2 separate regions of the Homo sapiens genome follow, and region 1 is linked to region 2. Evidence: chromatin contacts called from ENCODE Hi-C or POLR2A ChIA-PET data. All regions are on one chromosome and are shown on one strand. The core of a region is the stretch at or near the end of the contact, and the rest is flanking DNA. Distances in the headings are between cores, read along the strand shown.

Region 1 (3,334 bases), core at 638-3,137, 110 kb after region 2:
GAAAACTTTGCTGGGGTCAGGAGCCTCGGGGCAGGGGCAGGCCGGGGAGGGGCCTGGGGTCAGGAGCCTCGGGGCAGGCAGCAGGTATGGAGGGGGCTGGGGCCAGAAGCCTCTGCAGGCGGCAGGTGGGGAGGGGACTGCGGTCAGGAACCTGGGGCAGGCGGCAGGTGGGGAGGGGGCTGGGGTCAGGAGCCTCTGCAGGCGGCAGGTGGGGAGGGGGCCGCATTCGAGACGCTGGTGGGCCCCTGCAGTCGTGGTCAGTCCCCACGCCTGCCTGAGGGTGCGGGGTTGGACGGTGTCCCTCCGACATTCACGTCCTTCCAAGAACCTCAGCCTGCAACCGTATTTGGAAAGAGAGTCTTTGCTGATGTCATTGGGTAAGATGAGGTCATGCCGGAGTGGGGTGGGCCCTGGATCCACCGCTGTCCTTATAAGAGAAGCCGCTCAGGGAGGCCAAGATGCCGTGTGGGGTGGAGGCGGGGAGGGCACCACTCCTCCAGGCCCTGAAACGCCAAGGATGCCCGGAGGCACCAGGAGCAGAGGGGTGTGGAGCTTCTCCGAGGTCGGTCGGGAGGGCAGAGCCCTGCCCACTCCTGGACCTCAGGCTCCTGGCCTCCAGAGCTGAGCCAGAACAAACGCCTGTTCAAGGCCTGCTGCTCCAAGCCCCCCAGTCCCGGGGACTTTGTCTGGGCAGCCCAGGACCTCACACGGAGCCCTCCAGTGAGGACCCCAGCCCTGGGTGGGAGGGGGCGTACTTCTCAAGGCAGCAAGAACAGCTGAAGGGTCCTCCCCTCGGGCCACCTGGATGCCCTGCAGGGCTGGGTGGGCAGCGGGTGGGCCCTGGAGGGATCTGGGGGACAGACCCATGGTGCTCACTGCAGGGGCGGGGACGGGGACGGAGGGAGTGGGGTGACTCAGGATTCCGGCTGCCACGGTGAAGGGAAAGACGGGCTGCTTCTCTGTCCTTCCAGAGGACAGGGCCAGTCGCCCCCAGGTCTCTGACAGGCCACAAAGGGCCTGCTCTGGGCCGCGGCGGGGCGGAAGGTGCTGGACGCTGACGTGATGTTTGGGTTGGCGGCCCGGGAGCAGAACAATTCACGGTTTTACGTCCAGGGTGTGGGGGAAGGAAAAGAAGAGAGGGCAGGAAGCCAGCGGTGGGCCGGGGCGGGACGTTCCAGACCTCATCGGGGGCCCGGGCGTCCCCCTGCTCGGCCTGTCTGGGGCCTCCCTGCCCACAGTCCTGACTCTACTCGCGAAACCACCCCTCTGGGGCCCCCCCACACCCACTTGGGTGACTCAGCTGTTTTCCTCAGTGGCCCCGATGCTGAGAGGTCACAGCGCTTGGGTCCACCCCTGCCCGGACTCTCCCAGGCTCCCTACGGCCCCGGGACCCAGTGGATGCAGTGAGGCCCTCCAGACCCAGCTCTGCTGACCTCACCAGGCACCTCGGGGTCACCCGTGTTGGGTGTAGGCCCCCTGCCTCAGTTTCCCTCTGTGGTTCCACGTCTTCACCTGCCCGACTCACCTGAGCTGGCTAACGGGGAGAGGAGAGGAGAGGGGCAGGCGGCTCGGGCCCTGCTGGGAACGTCCCTGCACTGGGGGCCTGTAGGGTTAAGGGACTGGCCGGGGCCGAAGCACTGAGGTGGAGGTGGAGCAGGACGGAGAGGGGAGGCACTCGGTTGGGGGACCCCAGGGAAAATGTGGGGCTCCCAGGGCAGGCAGGAACGGGCAGCAAGGGGAGACCAGAGCCGAGTGTCCTGTGGAGGAGAGGGGACGGGGAGAAAGCACAGCCTTGCTGCCACCGCCTGCCCAGGGGGTGGGGGCAGGTGAGCGCCATCTTCACTCAATCCTCGCTCCCCATGAGGCCCGCTCAGGGCACAGAGCCTGCCGTGACCCCCATAGGGGGCTGTCATGACGGTGAGCTCTGCTCAGCCTGAGACGTGACTAATTATCTGCTGAATGAGCCACCCCGTTTTCGAGGAAATTAGGTTTTAAAAATAGTCGGGGGAGGAAAGGCGAGCCGCGCTGCGGAGCCGGGAGGTGGCCCCTCTGAGCAGTTTCCGCTGGCCAGGCCCGAGGCGGGGGCTCTGCCGCTGGGGCCCCTCTCTCCTGGCCCCATCACAGGACGTGGTGGCGACCCGGGCCTGCGGTGCACGGCTCTGATCGCTGGCTGCACGGTGACCTCATCGGCCACCCCACCTCCCTGTGTGCCCAGGGCTTCTCTCTGAGCCTCAGTCTCTCTCTATAAAGTGCGGCTGAAGCCAGCTCGAGCCCTAGAGGCACTGCCATTCTCCACGGGGCCACATGGCCGCCTCTGCACCCAGCTGTTCCCTGGCCTGCGCCTGGTCTCCGCCCTGGCCCTGCCAGTGCTCCCTGGACACTGTGTCCCACACCAGCCACCTTTGCCACCCCACTGACACCGCCCCATCCTGCAGACCAGCCTGGTCCCTCCTGCTGAGCCTGGGGGCTCCCTCAGGACGGGGCCTGCCCTGGGCTGACAGCATGGGCGTGTTTGTTGACTGACCCATGGACTGACAGATACCCGTTCCTCTTTTCTCTGCACAACAGGCCTCCGCCAGAGCTTCCTCTCCACATCTGTCTGACATGGACACTGAGGCAGGGAATGACTAAACTGGGGGAGGAGGCAGATTGTCAGGCTGGCTCTGCAGTGAGACCCAAAGTAAGAATGGGGACGGAGAGGTCTGGACAGGTGGCCAGAGGGAGGGAGGCATCACAGTGAGAGGAAACAGGGCACATTCTGGGCTCACCGACAGGGCGCCGTGGGGCAGAGGGCCCAGCGAGGCAAGCTCGAGGGTGGGTGGAAGGTGCCTCAGCCCCTGTGGGCACCTGCAGGGCACTGTGACAGCAGGCAGGACAGGAACAGTGGTGGCCTCATCCCTGTAGAACCAAGGTCCAGACCCCCATGGCTGGGAGGAGAAAGCCCCAGCCCTGGAGGCGGTGGGGGCGGGGGGAGAGTGGGCAGGGCCCTGGAAGGCCCAGGATGATGAAGCTGGGGACTGGGGGGCTGGGGACTGGGGGGCCGGGGAGAGCCCACGGCAGGGGAGGGATTCTGCGAAAGGGGGCCCACCCACCCCGCCCCCACCGCAGACAAGGGTCTCCCCAGGCCTCACTGCAACCCTGCAGGGTGAAGACCAGGCCCTGTCACCCCACCAGACCCTGTGTGGCCCCCTCCCTGCCCTCTGCTCCTCCCTCTGCTCCAGCCACACGGGCCCTCGCTGTCCCTCCAGCACGCCAGCGCCACCCTGTGTCATGGCCTTTGCACGAGCGGTGCCTCTGCCTGGCCTGCCAGTCCCAAGATTCCCTCACGGTTTGT
Region 2 (3,267 bases), core at 184-2,683:
ACTGCTGACGCACCAGGTTGCCCTGGCAGAACACACAGAGAGAGAGGAGGCTCTAGGGGGCCTGACTGTCCCTCAGCCATAGCTGTCCCAGTTGGTCACCCTAATAGACGAGCTCAGGCTAGACAGACTGACAAAGGAGGCGCTGAGCAGTCACCACCAACCCTCCAGAGGGTTCAGGGTGGCCCGGGGGCTCAGACAAACAAAGGCATTCCCACTAGAAAGTCATGTAGTCAGATGGTGAGGGCCCCGCAGGTCAGACAGCAGCTCTGAGGCAGACAGGGGAGGCTGGACCAAGGGACAGACAGAGGGGATACGGGGCAGTTAAACAGACAGATGGGGGAGGCTCATGGCTCAGGCAGATAGAGAAGCCCTGCACAGTTGGACAGATGGGGGAGGCACTGCACAGTCAGACAGATGGGGGAGGCACAGCACAGTCAGACGGGGGAGGCTCAGGCCATGGGGCAGAAAGACGGGGGATGCTGGATGGTGGGACAGGCAGGGGAGGCTCAGGAGTGACACCACAGAGGGGCCACTGGGTAGTCAGACAGACGGGGGAGGCTCAGGCCACGGAACAGCCAGAGGGGTGAAAACTCAGCTCATGGGGCAGACAAACAGGGGAGACTTAGGTCCCAGGCAGGCAGAGAGAGGGGGCTGGGTGGTGGGACTGATGGAGGAAGCTCAGGCCATGGGCACAGACAGACAGACAGGGGAGGTTCGGGCCAGGGGACAGACAGAGGGGTGAAAACTCAGCTCATAGGGCAGACAGATACATAGGGGAGGTTAAGGCCGTGGACAGACAGTGCAGGGAAGCTCGGGCCACGGGACAGACAGACCGAGGGGAGACTCCGATCCTGAGGCAGGCAGACGGCGGGTGGTGAGTCAGAGGGAGGAGGCGCCCGGGTCGCGGAGTCTCGGAGGGGCTGCCCGACAGGTGGCGGGGCCGGGACGCTTACCGACCAGGTGCCAGGCCTTGCGCGGGCCGTAGCGGGCGCAGCAGCTGGCGGCGCGGTCGGCCTCGTAGCCCACGAGCGGTGTGCACAGCCCGTCGGCCACCTGGCCCAGCAGCAGCAGCAGCCCCGCGCCGCGGGAGCTGTAGGCGCGCACCGAGTGCAGGTAGAGCAGCAGGTAGGTGAACCACATGGACGCGCACAGGTCGTTGAGGAAGTGGCCCACGGCGTAGCTCAGCCGCGCCACCAGGGACAGCGGCCGCGGGGACGGCGCCGCTCCGGCCGCTGGGGGTCCCGGGCCCATCGCGGCGCCGGGCCCGCGCCCCCCACCCCCGGGCTCCGCGGAGGGTACCCTGGCCAGGCCTTCTTGGGTGCCGTGGGGGCAGGCGCCGGGGACCCCCACCACGCGCCGGGCACCCCGCGTCCCGCTCTCTTACGGCCGCGCCCTCACCCACGTCCGCCGCGTCCGCCCCACGCTCGACTCTGCAGCCGCCGGGCCCCAGAGCCGGGCGACTGCGCCGGGCGGGGCAGGGCGGGGAGGTTCCGGTGCCTGAGCCAATCGGAGCCGCGCCCCGGGGAACCGCAGCCAATCGCCAAGGAGAGAGGAGAGGGGCGTGGCCGCAGGGCTCGTTCCGCCTCTACGACGGGCGCCCACGCGGTCCTAGCGCCCGCCGGGTATGAGGGCGAACCCCGAGCGCGCCGCAGGAGTGGCCGGCACCCCCATAGACTGGGGAAGGAAATGGACCAGAGGGCACCGCCGGCTCCCACCCAGACCCGGCCTCCAGGCCCGCACCACCCCAGTCCACCCGGAGCTGGACAGCCCACTGCGGGCCGGGGTGGAGCGAGTGGGACGGGCTCTGGATTTGGGGTTGGGGGGAGGTCTGAGCCCGAGCTGGCCTCGGGGTCCGCTGACTCCCCGGCCTAGAGAGACGCGATCGGGCGCGGAGAGGACGCAACAACACTAATTAATTGGTTACTAACGGTAATGATGGGGGTAATCAACATAATAGTACCAGCTGGCCTTTAACGAGCGTTGCCTGCAAAGAGCCCCACGTGGTGACGCAAATTTCACTCTCATTTTACAGGCGAGGAACAGAGTTGCCCGAGGCTCGCAGTGAGTCAGGCGTCTGTGACTCCCAGGCCTGTGCGCGCGACCCTCCCCGTCCAACCAACGTCCTCCCACAAACGGGTCACCGGACTGAGGGTTTCAAGTTCCTCCAGGGGGTGTGTGCGGTTCCCCCTAACTCAGGCCCTACTCCTTCCAGCAGCATTTTCTCTTCTTTCCTCTTTTTATTTATTTCAGAAACAGGGTCTTGAGACGGGCGCGGTGACTCACGCCTGTAATCCCAGCACTTTGGGAGGCCGAGGCGGGCGGATCACCTGAGGTCAGGAGTTTGAGACCAGCCTGGCCAACAAGGTGAAACCCGTCTCTATTAAAAATACAAAAATTAGCCGAGCGTGGTGACAGGTGCCTGTAATCCCAGCTACTTTGGAGGCTGAGGCAGGAGAATCGCTTGACCCAGGAGGCAGAGGTTGCAGTGAGCCAAGACCGCGCCATTGCACTCCAGCCTGGATAACAAGAGTGAAACGCCGCCTCAAAAAAGAAAGAAAGAAAGAAAGAAACGGTCTTGCTCTGTGGCCCAGGCTGCAGTGCATTGGTGCAATCATGGCTCACTACAGCCTCAATCTTCAGGGCTCAAGTAATCCTCCTGTCTCAGCCTCCCAGGTAGCTGGGACTACAGGCACGCATCACCACATGTGGCTAACTTTTGTATTTTTAATTTTGGAGAGACAGGGTCTCACTATGATGCTTAGGTTGACCTCAAACTCCTGGTCTCAAGCAAGCCTCCCACCCTGGCCTCCAGAAGCTCTGGGATTACAAACATGAGCCTCTGCATCGGGCGGGTCTCCAGCAGTTTTCTTTCTTTCTTTCTCTCTCTCTCTCTCTTTTTGAGATGGAGTCTCCGTCTGTCACCCAGGCTGGAGTGCTGTGTTGCAATCTCAGCTCACTGCAGCCTCTGCCTCCCGAGTTCCAGCGATTCTCCTGCCTCAGCCTCCCGAGTAGCTGGGACTACGAGCACCCACCACCACGCCCAGCTAATTTTTGTATTTTTAGTAGAGACGGGGTTTCCCCATATTGGCCAGGCTGGTCTCAAACTCCTGAACTGAAGTGACCCACCCGCCTTGGCCTCCCAAAGTGTTGGGATTACAGTCACGAGCCACCGCGCCCGGCCTACAGCAGTATATTTGGCCTTGCAGTCTGCAGTGAGGTATGATTGCACCACTGCACTCCAACCTGGGCAACAGCAAGACCCCAGCT

What was found. A loop is a pair of places that touch in the nucleus more often than their neighbours do. ChIA-PET counts read pairs that join two places held with the same protein, here RNA polymerase II (POLR2A). Pooled maps may share reads with other maps.
Region 1: a pooled map shows a loop between it and region 2 (2.4-fold over the local background). The contact joins the enhancer-like site here to the promoter of MFSD12 in region 2. A Hi-C loop is called at or near these places in 2 of 50 pooled maps. POLR2A ChIA-PET finds 5 or more read pairs at or near these places in 5 of 52 experiments (BJ, GM12878, HepG2 and 2 more).

Annotation. Positions count from the first base shown.
Region 1 is chr19:3,669,935-3,673,268 of GRCh38, forward strand. The region is part of intron 1 of PIP5K1C (phosphatidylinositol-4-phosphate 5-kinase type 1 gamma); the gene reads right to left. Among named protein-coding and RNA genes, the nearest start is that of PIP5K1C, 29 kb to the right of the region's middle. RefSeq lists an enhancer at 2,221-2,896. Within about 2 kb of position 1,888, at least 19 of the 41 ENCODE cell types and tissues checked have a DNase peak (open chromatin) inside an H3K27ac peak, as active enhancers do.
Region 2 is chr19:3,556,153-3,559,419 of GRCh38, forward strand. MFSD12 (major facilitator superfamily domain containing 12) reads right to left here and starts at 1,434. Exons shown (of 10, transcript NM_174983.5): 1 at 954-1,434. The coding sequence starts at 1,251. RefSeq lists silencers at 860-1,029, 1,210-1,279, 1,320-1,869 and an enhancer at 1,979-2,273.